2 separate regions of the Homo sapiens genome follow, and region 1 is linked to region 2. A link is a contact called in ENCODE Hi-C data. All regions are on one chromosome and are shown on one strand. The core of a region is the stretch at or near the end of the contact, and the rest is flanking DNA. Distances in the headings are between cores, read along the strand shown.

Evidence for each region. Hi-C counts contacts between places; a loop is a spot of excess contacts on that map. Pooled maps may share reads with other maps.
Region 1: a map of ascending aorta shows a loop between it and region 2 (1.8-fold over the local background). The contact joins the enhancer-like site here to the promoter of LINC00840 in region 2. A Hi-C loop is called at or near these places in 2 of 168 maps with a recorded cell type or tissue (aorta and ascending aorta) and 3 of 50 pooled maps.

The regions. Positions count from the first base shown.
Region 1 is chr10:43,960,323-43,966,090 of GRCh38, reverse strand. The region is part of intron 4 of LINC00841 (long intergenic non-protein coding RNA 841); the gene reads right to left. Among named protein-coding and RNA genes, the nearest start is that of LINC02659, 51 kb to the right of the region's middle. Within about 2 kb of position 4,495, at least 6 of the 41 ENCODE cell types and tissues checked have a DNase peak (open chromatin) inside an H3K27ac peak, as active enhancers do; they include ascending aorta, where a contact is called at or near this core.
Region 2 is chr10:43,857,586-43,863,930 of GRCh38, reverse strand. LINC00840 (long intergenic non-protein coding RNA 840) reads right to left here and starts at 4,520. Exons shown (of 5, transcript NR_038268.1): 1 at 3,571-4,520; 2 at 2,004-2,052. RefSeq lists enhancers at 1-430, 431-931.

The DNA.
Region 1 (5,768 bases), core at 3,246-5,745, 100 kb before region 2:
TGGAGAATGGAGTGTCAGGAACACTTATTCATGATCACTCTTGCATTCTGAAGGTGCAACATGAATGTCTCCGAGGGGTGGTGTGGGTGCTCCTCAGCCCCCAGATGAACAAGGTGTCTACTTGGATTTTAACTATAAAGCTGCCCTGTTACACTTTGTAACCTCAGGCACAGAGCCGTGGACATGCATCATAGGGCACTGAATCTGTCCCACATGACTAACAACTTGGGACATCTGAGAACATTTCTGTATTGTTTACACTAAAAGAACATGTATTTTTATTTCATAACACAGAACTGACATTTGACATGTTAAGTCAATGTAAGTCACTGGTGAAGTTCCTGAATTACTGCGGAAGAGTAATTAGTCCCTAGGGGCCTGTCGCTTCAACAATTTGCCATTTATCTTCTTTCAGATGACAATGTGGTTTTTTCTTTTATTTAAATCTTAAAACCCATAAATACCTCTCCACCACCACTGCTTCCTTCCCTGCAGACATACCCAAATCTTGTCCACCTCTGGGTTCAGCCAAGAGTTTGTGGTAACAACCACAAATGAAGCCTCGGCTCTGATGACACTGCTGCTCCTGAAATCCTCTCAGGGCCAATCTTCTCTGAATCAACAACTTGACTTTATTAACTGATAAGATTGACTCTGCTTCACATTCTAGCTTATTCTTGTGTTGTTCGGATCATCCACATGCTTTAACTTAGAGAGAGGGAGAAGTGACATTTTTACCAGATTGGAGTGCACTGCAGAGGCCAGTCTCTGGGGTCACATGCACAGCGGTACGACTTTCCTATTTATGTAAAAAGGAAACTGACTTTTCCCGGTCCTGGCTGTAAAGGCTCGGGACACGGTAGACGGGACGGGAGGTGCCTCGGTGATTTGCGGAACAGGAGGAGCTTTCCCTTCCAAGCTAAACAATAAGTTCCACTTTTTTAATGGCTCTTGGGTTAGAATTACTGACAAATAAGACAGAAATGTAAAAGCCTCAAGTATGTGATTACCTTAAGTCTGGGGGACACTTAAATAGAATAAAGTAACCATTTACTTTATTTCAAGATTTGGGTTTCTTGGTTGTGGGGGATGTGTAAAACATAGTCATTGATTTTAACTTTCCCATCCAATAAATTTACCAATTCAGACAAATTGAAGACAAGGACAGTTTAAATCAACTTAATTCTATAGGAAAGAGTATTTTGAGTATTTCAAATATTTCCAAGTACACACAGTAACTCAAACCAGGCTGGTGAAATGTTTCCTTCCTTAGAACAAAGGGAGGTTTGGTGGTGATTTGGGGATAGCTTTGAGTTCAGAGCCCGGAAGAGTTACTCAGATTCTGAGGCGGTTTCTGACAGAAGGAAAGGTGATAGCCTAACGCTGAGGAGGGCAGTTTCATTAATTGGGACATGTGGGGATGTTGTTGGAGATGGACAGAGGGACATTCAGAAAGACAGAAGCAGAAGCGTGGGTTTCTGAGGAGGGCAGAGTTTCTAAGGTGGTGAACAGAAGAGTGGGTAGACTTGAGCCAACAAAGGAAGCCAGGATCAGGCCATTTTCTCACGGTCACCCTGATGATATTGGGAGCACCTTCAAGATAGGACCCTGCAGGGAAAATGTGTCATGAACGCTATGCAACCTGTGGTCATTTCTAGAGCTCGATTTAATTTTTTTCCCTTGGAAGTTATTGGGGCACTCAGGGTACGCAACCCTGAGTGCACAGGCAGAGGAAGTGAAGCTTGGCCTCACGCCCAAGCACAGAGGACTCGGGTCCCAGGGCTCCAGTGTGGAACTCTGCACGTGGTTGCGGGGTGGGTCACAGGTTTGGAGGCGTTAGGGATGGAAATATGCTCAGGGCAGAGCTGAGAAGACAAGAGGTGGCCAAAAGGGAGTGATGGGTAAATGCACAAAGGTGTCCAGGAGGGCCCTGGTGCAGGCTGGCTTCCAGGACACAGCTCTCAGGGTAGAAGGAGCCTTTCTCAGACACAGTGGAGACCAAATCTTTTAAAGTGGCTGGAAGTAGGTGTCCCTGTGACCACCGACCACTGAGGGACTGGACCAAACAGGACAGAGACTGTGGCCCCAAAACACTAGCCCCAGGCTCAGCTGCTGGAAGCTCCAGGAGCTGCCAGGATGCAGGGCCTGCATCAGGACTCCAGGCATGGACCGAAGCTGCTCCTGGATCAGCAGGGAGCTTGGCCAGGCAGGGAAGGTCACGGGCTCATAAGTCTCATGTTCTCTGCCTTCTAGGATGGTTCTCCTCTATGAAGGCAGCCTCGGCTACATTCTGTGTTTTGTTTGCTTACTAAGAGCATCAACACAAAGAGAGAATGACAATGTCCTTCCCCATCCTACTCCAAAGAACTCCCAGAATGAGGACCCAGATGTGCCTGAGTCGCACCCACACCCTCTGATTTATAACTTGCCATAAAAACCACCTGGGGGATTGTCAACCATGCTGCCAGGCAAGGCTGGGTGCTGAGAAGTGGGGGCCACTCCAACATCAGTATCACAGTCAGACACCCTGTTTTCCACTTCAAATTCCAAACATGTGTCTGTGAGTGTGGGGTAGCGGCATGGGCAACAATCTTTCATTTCATTTGTTAGTTGGGGTATTGAGATTAAAAAGCTACTAAACTCAAAATGTGGGCCAGGCAGTCAACATGTAATACCTGGACACTTTGGGCCTCTGTGGACTTGAAGCATCATCAAGACACATCACTTCTGTGGCCAACCTCTGGTCAACAGTTAGCCTTATCTTCATAAATTGCCTCCCCCACAACACAATATTTCTGTGCATTCATAGCTCTGTTTGTCCTCCGTAAATCAACCACAGGCCTGTTTAATTATCCCTCGGCAATTTTAAACAACATTTTTAATGAGGCAGAGAATACATGAGGGCTTGCAAACAGGGCTTAAGGGTCTGCCGTGGGTCACTCTGTGTGTATTTTTCAAAGCCAGCCATTCCCAAGATAAGTCACATCTCACCCGGATCTCGAGGCTTGGCTGATGGGCTTTTGCACTGCATGACCAGGGAGACTCAACCATCAGGAGGCTGCTTTCTGTCAATGGCCTTGAAGTGTGTTCATTATTATAAACACACATGATGAATTAGTGTTGTGGTTATGTAAGGAATTTGGTCATCTTGGCTCTGGCTGTGAAAGCGGCAGAGCTATGGAGAAAGTGAACGAAGGGCCATGCCTTCCACTGAAGCCCAGGCAGCTGGTGTTTGAGCTTCATTAACTTGGAGATCCATAAATCTCTCCCCCTGGTTTCCAGGTCAAAGGGATTGCTGGGTGGAAGAGCTCCAAACCCTCTCAGTTGTGGGAAACATCCCTGTGACTTTGCGGGAAGGTAGGCCTGGCCCCGATGTCCCATAGCCAGCAGGTCACTCTTAAGGGAGTGGTCCAGAGGGTCCCACCCTCTGATGGTCCTGGGCTGGGGTATAACACTCAGCGGAGCTGCAGGAGAGGGGACAGAGTACTTGTTGCCCGGCTGCATTTGTGCAGTACTGGTGCTGGGGCCCCCACACAAACCCAAGCACCAGCCCTGGCACCCAGCTGAGTGGCCAGCCCACAATCCCAGAGATGGCAAGGGCGGGCAGAAGGGGAAGAGTGAAGGAGAAGCAGCAATTGGGCACCAGGCTCCAAAGGCGCTGAAAGACAGGGCAGCCACTAGAAAGTCATGGGGAGCAGATTCCTGAGGGCCTGTCTGCAAATACTTATTTTTCTTTCTTTGAACATTCTTAGGACCACAGAAATGGGAGCAATTTCAAGAGGACAGACAGACTCTGCCCCCTGCCCTGCCAACACCCGCAGCCACGATTGCCTTTCCTCCTCCTCCCCATTCTCCTTTTCCGTCTCGCCGCAAGCCCAGATTTCGTGCTGAGCCCTGCACATGAAGTGTCTCCCTTAAATGTCATAAAGACCCCATTCTACAGATGAAGACACCAACGCATTGAGGGCATGAACAACAAGCCCAGAGGTACCCTGTCCCTCCACAGAGCTGGATCCAGACCCAGTCTAGACCTATTCCAGAGCCCAGCCTCACTGTGTCTGGGGCACGATGGTCCCTGGCCTGGAGTGAAGAACACGAGATCCGAACCTTCAGAGTACGCCTCTCTGCCTCAGCCAAGCTCTCTGTTCTGGAACCTCTGCAGGTTATTTCTAATTGAGAAGGTGCAGCAAAGCAGTTAGGGACCTGGACTCTCAAATCCAGTACAGTCACATGTTCTCAGCCACACGACCTGGGGAAGGCACCCAGCCACTCGCAGGCTGGAAGGAGGTTACAGAGGTCACCGAGGCACAGCCCTCACAGGAGATGTGGGTGGCATGGGCACTCAGGAAGTTAGCTGTTATCAGTCATTATTCCTTGACACCCACTCTGCCTGTTTGTTCCCTCAAACTTCTTGCAAGAGAACTATGAAGAGGTTGGGATTCTTGCTGATTTATGGTCATTACTGATGATGTCACGACTGTCCACTCAGGGCCCAAGGACACCAGGACAAGTTAGCAGCCTGCACAGGAATCCAGGAAGTTGTTATTTTAATCTTTAATGCTAGTTTTTTTTGCCAAGCTAAACAACCCCTATCGGCCCCGTAGTATGTTAACATTTTGGGAAAAATTTATGAACTGCTCCAATCCATTTTTGGTAAAGCCCATTACCTCTGAATATAGAATCAAGGTTCCAATTAAAGCTCTCCATTAGAGAATTAAAGTTATTTGCCAAACCAGAAGAGAAAAAAGATCATTCTTCATAATTTTCAAGTTCATCTGCCTGAAACCAGCAGTCTCCTTCCAGTCCTCAGGCAAGTGATCAACTCATTCAATGTTTCAGAGCATGGACCACAAAACAGAGAAACTTCTGGGAATCTGGACAAAACAGTGCCTCCCCCCAAGGGATCTCAGACAGTCGCTAGGGCTTGCACACACACATATGCGCACATACACACACTCACATGGTTGCTCTAGGATCCTAACATCTGTAGTCAAGGAGGTCCAATGTTTTTAGGAGTAAAAATAAATCCCAATTTCTTCCACTTTGGAAGCTCGTAGACGGCAGGCTTTGTAGGAGAAGTTATTTCAACTGGGTTTAAAAGTTTTGGTACGGTTTTGCCGGATAGAAATAGATGGGCAAATACACAGAGGTTGAGAAGTCCAAGTCAGTGATGCTGAGGGCCCAGGACCATCTGTGTTTGGAGACAGCAGGTGGGAGTGCAGAGATGATGCTAGAAAACTTCCCGAATACATGTTATGATGCTAGGCGTTTATTCTGATAGGTGTATTTTACTTCTGACAGATCTCTGCAAAATCTCCAGCTCCTGCCTTTCTGGGCTTTCAGAATCCAGGACCATATGGGACCCATGGACAGTGCAGGCAGGGCAGGAGGCCTCTCCGGGTGCTGAGCTGCCCCGCCATGGGCCACAAGCTGTGCTTCTCAGCACCAATGGTTGTGTCACTCTCATTGGTGGTGCTGGCTTTAGGAGGATGTTGGGGACTCTTTTTGACTCTCCTTGTCTAGATGCCCACATTCTTTGTTAAGGAGCCATCTCCTTTGCTGGGGTCCCCTCTGCCCTCTCTGTTCTAGGATGGTGGGACTATCTGATAAACTAAGTTTTCCAGGGCAGCCCAGGAGGGAAGGCAGCACATGGCTGCACGGAACCTTCTCTGGAGACACAGAATGAAGACCTACAGCCATGCAACCTCCCTTTACTCAGGTCTTTCCAATAGAGAAACTATTCAAGGAAGCCCCCAGGCCTGTGCACG
Region 2 (6,345 bases), core at 3,271-5,770:
GCCAGCCATCAGTCCAGGCTCAGGAGAGCTCCCTAACCAAGTCCACATGTGGCTCCCATGAGACCCTCCCAGATGGGACTTGGGGAAGATCTGATGATGATGGTGATGATGGTGATATGGTGTTCTTCCAGAAATGCCTAAAATGTGCCAGCAGAGTCTTCCCTGGGAAGCAATATTGTCCTGGCAAAGCAATGGGATCAGGAGGCCTTTTAGTCTCGATCAGAATAGGGAGGAGAAGGCACCTTTGGGAATAAATGAAGCACCATGGGCCCCAAAGAGAGCCAACATGCAAATCATGGCCTGAAGATGACCCTTGAGGGAATGGAGCTCAGGACCACTGACAGGACACAGAGAGGAGGCAGCAGAGGGATGGGCAGCACTGTGATCCCGGCATCCAGGGCAGTGATGCCAAGCAGCAATGGCCCTCCTGTGCTCGGCGGTTACACGAAGGCCCAGATCAGTGCCAAGCGGGTGGTCTACTGGGCAGGCGGGGTCTGAAGGAGACATTACTTCCTGCCCGATCTTGTTAGCCAGGCTCACATATCGGACCAACCCCCATCCCACCTTAAATTGCAATCCACGTCCTTCTCAGGAAATAAGAAACCCCTCAGTCTGCACAATGCTTTCTTTGCCATGATTTGTATCACCCATGTCTTGCTCTATGATTTGGGGATTATGTTCATTGTTTGTTGGCTACACCCCCACTTCTCAGTTGGAATACGCATCAACTCCAGGAGGGCAGGGAAACTTTTTCTTGCTTCCTGATCTCCCCCTAGCACCTCGAGCAGTGCCTGGCACACAGCAGGTGTCCACAGTACTTGTCGAATGCAGAAGTGAATAAATAGCAAGACAGAGTCACCCGGCTGGCTTGGACCTGGACTGGCCAAGCTGGTGGTCTACACCATGATTTGCTGGATAATCCATGCAGCTTTCCCTGCATAGACACAGATGCAGCCCCTCTGTCCAAACATGATGCTCCCTCTGTCATTGATGGGAACCAGATGGAGTCGCGCCTGTAACATGACTGAGCACTGATTTCAGTAAAGTAAATGAATTACCAAATTGTAGTCATTATAATTTATCTTCATCTTAGTGACACACTTGACTGGCTGCTATAAACCAGGATTTGAAGAGTGAATGTGAATTTACAGACCTCTCAGCTCTGCCCACAGGATCCAAATCTGGCAGAATTGTCATCTCTATTGAACTATTACAACTGAATGGTGAGCTCTCCTACCCCCAGATTTACCGTTAATATGTGGTAACCCAACTATAGGAGCCATCTGATAATTCATCCTAGTACGTCAGATTTGGAAAGACCTTTAGGGTCATCTAAACAAATTCCATCTGCTTGAAACGAATGCCACTAAATCACAACTACCACTCTGCCAAGACTGGGCCAAAGTCCAGCTCACACAACTCACCCCACTCAAACAACAGTCCCACACACAAAATGGAGTATCCACTCCTAAAGCTGAGTCAGCCCTGAAAGGTCTGAGGGGTTGAGCAACCTAGCTCAGGCATAACAAGTGACTTTCAGAACTATTACTCAAACTGAAGAGTGTCTGACTCCAACCCATCACTCCCAACCATTATGCTCACCACTGACTCTGAATTCTGGAGAAAATTGTCAATAAAGATGTAGAGGATTGGTGACTCCTAGGTCCATGACACCTGAACTCACCAATTTTAACAACATTGAAAGCAAGAAGGCCAGACATTGTTGCTTCCTGATGTGATGAAGGTACAACAGGAAATGCACAGCATTCATATAAAGTGGCTTTGCCAAAAAAAAAAAATGTGAGTTTAATCAAGCATTGGATATAACCACCTGCAGGAAGCATGGAAGATAAATCTTCAACAAGAGGGCATTTAGCTAAATCCAGAACATAATCCACTGTACAGAAAAATGACCCATGACCAAGTTTTTTCAACAAATAAATGCATTTTTAAAAGAGAGGGAGAAGTATTACAGATTAAAAGAGACCTAAAAGACACCTCACCCAACCACAATGCGTGGACCTTGTCTGCATCCTGAATCCAGCAAAGCACCTGCAAAAGGACAATGATTTTTATATTTAGCTGAGATTCATTTATTATGACTGCAGTATACTATTCCATTCTATAGCTTTTTCCTTTTTTTATTTTTATAGATTTAGGGTGTACAAGTGCAGTTTTGTTACCTGGATAGATTTCATAGTCATGAGGCCTGGGCTTTTGGTGTAATCATCACTTGATTAGTATACATTGTAACTGTTAGGTAATTTCTCATCCCGCATTGCCCTCCCAACCTCCCCCCTTTCTGAGTCTCCAACGTCTGTTATTCCACACTCTATGTCCATGTTTACACATTATTTAGCTCCCACTTATAAATGAGAATACACAGTATTTGACTTTCAGTTTCTGGGTCGTTTCATTTGAGATAATGGCCTCCAGTTCTATACATGTTACTGCAAAAGACATGATTTCACTCTTTTTTATGGCTGGGTAGTATTCCAGGGTGTGTGTGTGTGTGTGTGTATTATACACATTATATATATAATATACACACACACCATATTTTATGTTGTAAAATATATCCATATTTTATGGTGTATATATATATATATCAATACCAATACGGTGTGTGTGTATATATATACTATATTGGTATTTATATATATATATATATATATATATATTTCTAGAATTTGCTTCAAAATACTCCAGGAAAAATAAAACACAGAGTAAAGGGGTAGATGAAGTAAGAATAGCTAAGTACTGATCATTATTGAAGCCAGGTTATGAACAAGTGAGGTTTCATTAGACTATTTGTTCTACTTCTACATATGCTTAAGATTTTCCATAACAAAGTTAAATTTAAAAAGAAGTGATGACACCCGGGAATAGAATCTTAAACCCCAAAACAACACTGTACTCTATATGGAAATGGTCACGCTCTCCCTTTGAAAAGCTTTCTCATCACGGGAGATAAAGTTACCAACTTAGAGAAACCGAAGGGTCTCAGTGAGACACTCCCCAGGAATATACCACAGAAAGCAAAAGCATAATGGCTAAGAGATAAAACCATGGAAAATTTAAGAAAAGATGTATGTTTTAAAATATTAGTGAAACATTTAAATATACATAATGAACTGGGAAAGTATAAAGTACATGTCAAAAAAATCTTAACATTATCATTACATTTAAAATATTATAAGCCTATAAGAAAAAACAGACTATTCCCTCTGAAAGGGCAAAAGATATGAGCAGACAGTTCGTGGAGGGAAAGGAAAGGTATAAAGACAGTGAATATGTATAAGGGAACAAACAAGAGGACAGGTTCACTTGTAATAAAATCAGCACATAATTAAAAAGCACATGAAGGTCTACACATTATTGACAAGATGAGCTCATTGGAGAACATCGCATAGTCCTGCCGTAGTTGAGGGGAAAATGTTCTTCCGCCACACTGCTGGTTCACACTCCCTATTTATATGTAGCAAAAGCTCATTAATGCCCTTTGTTTCAGCAGTTCTTCTTGCAACTATTTATTCATGAGAAGTAAAAATAAGCAAAGGTTTGTCTTACCTACAACAGTAAGTACAGGCAGTTTCCTTTGGCGCTGTGTAAAAATTCGTGCGCAATTCAAGATGATGAGCCCTTGGCTTGAAGTCAGAGGCCTGAACCCTGGTGCTGGCCTACTTTTAGGACTTGGTTTCTTCTTATCCTATGGGCTAAAAGTTAGCACTTAAGTCTACAGCTACTGAAAAACTAGAATAGATCTAAAAGACAAAGTGTTTATTTTTGCTAACATATATAAGTCACCTATTAAAAACCTGCTTATTCAGTAGATATCATTTTGTGCATAAGACTAAAATAATAAAAATAATGATCTTCTTCAGTCTTGAGTCTTGAATCTCAGAATCTTCCTCTGTATAGTGAACACACTGGGATAGTTTTAGATAACACATCCATTGGCTCTCAGTTCTAGTCCAAGATGAAAAGCATATCCTTGTGTGATCCAAGTCATAAAGGTAGAGCCAGTTTCCCTAAGATGTATTCTTGGAATTTTCCAGAAGATTAATTTTTCTCAAGCCTTAGATTGCTACAGGATTGACCTCATGGGCTAACATCCATAAGAGGACGTTACCAGTTGAGAACCCATGGACTTAGAGGTGAAACTGCCTGCAGCTTGCTTCTATCTGAATTTCACCTGAGGTGAACAAATCTGTGCCAGAAGGAGTTGCCCAAGTCTCCATTCTAGAGCAACAGGGCTGTTTTGAGTGCAGTTATGAAGGAGGAAAAGCAGCTCCATGCCTCCATGGAAACCCAGCCTGAAGATCTCAAGATCCTGGTCCCTGGAGAAGCAGATCCATGGCACCGAACCCCACACCGTACAGCCCATCTAAAGGTCAATGGCACCTGTGCGAGAGATATTAAGGAGGAGCAATGGTAGACAAAATCAGAGCATCTATGAGCTGACTCCAGGGGTGAATTTGAGGAAAAGCTTTGGCGTTATCCAGATTAAAATTGAAGTTAAATGCTGCAGCGTTTCCAGAAACATGAGGCACTGGTTTGTCCCCAGGACAGGAAATACTGATGTTGACTTTCATGATGGAAACAATGACTTCTGCCCACTCTCCACCCTCCTTTCTTACACTTAGAAAATCTGGCATTAAAATGAAAGGCAAACCAAAGAAGAAATGGAAGGTGACAACCAGAGAAAAGACCATGTCAGCAAAATCCCGGCTCCAAGTCCTGAGCCCTGGTAGTGAGGATGCATTCACAGGTTGACGCAGAGGGTGGTATTAGGATCTAGGAACAGATCAGGAAATATTGAGTAAAGGAAGCACCTGACCAGGAGAGCCAGGCTGCACTTGGAATCACTGGGGAAGGAGAATCTTGGTTACGTTTGCTTACCAGGATTACCCTCCTGTGGGTTAATCAATCCTAATAGGATGCTGAAGGGTTTTTTTAAATTTTCAATTCAGAGGCCCATTTTAAAAAATATGCTCACTGTTGGTTAAGGCACACAGCTGATTTTGTTAATATATATGAGGATCCATGTCTAAAGAGCTCAAAGTTATTATTAAACTCATAACTACTAAATTAACAAGCACATATATAACATAAACATCCTCAAATACACGACTGTGTCATGTTTAAAACTCTACTTGTTCTCTGAGCACCATTTTATGCAAAACTATCTAAGAAAACAGCTGCCAATTAAATTGGAATAAGATAAAGTCAACCTATGCCAATGAATGGAGCAATATTGGAACCTATTTTCCAGAACTAACTTGATGATCATTCAACAAGAGATTCTGGCAGGAAAAAAGAATATATACATACACACACACACATATACAGGTTCTTTTCAGAAAATGTCTCAAAAATGTGGTCCTCATCATGTGAACACAGTGTTCGTGTGTGTGCTGCCTGATTTGACTCCCAACTTTCTGCCATTGCATTGGTGTTTGGGGGGTTTTGTTCTCATAGTACAGAAAAGCTTTTAATTGTTAAACGTGTGCAAAATAAAATGCAAACTGCACAACTCAATTACTTTCCTTCAAACTGATGGCCATGTTTCTCAGTGTCTGTCAGTTGTTTTAACAAAAACTTTTCTCATCTGCAAAGAATTGAAATTACCCTTTCAACATATGTTTTCCAAAATCCCTGCTCTGTTTTCTCTTTGAAATTCAAAATTACTAATATACCTTACTGCAAATATAAGTGCCTTTCTCCAGAAAGCTCTAGTGGCCAAGTAGAAATGTTTCCCTTCGGATCAAGGAAATGGTATTTTGTGATTAAATTAGTTTGAGCAACACAGCTCTGGGTGTTTTATATCGCAGAGCTGTGATTTTCTAGCAGATGGCTTCGACATTTTTATACTGAGGCAAGTTTTAGTTTTCCAACCTCAGTTAAAATCTTTAAAATGTTTGCTTTAGAAGGAATTACTACACAATGGGAAAAGAACCATATGCAATACCTTATCATTTAGGAAAAATATTCCATTTTGAAACTGAGTTTCATTAAGGCCTGTTTTGTGTAAGCAGGCTGCAGGTTCAGTTGCTACACACATTGTTAGGGCCCTGCAAGTGTCTGTTTTTCGTTACCCTCCCCACACAACCCAGCCCTCTGAACCCCGGCGCCTGCATCTGTGCGCTTACATGCTGTGATTCACTACAATAACAGGAATTTGCTGCTGTTATGATTGAGATAAATCAGCTTTGTGGTCTGGGCAGCCATTCTGATAACCATGACTCCACCTCAAATTTGCTGCCTGGTCTTAAACCATCTGCAATACAGTCTGGTCGATGAAGCAGACACAGAGATACTATATTTTCTTAGGAATTAAAATAA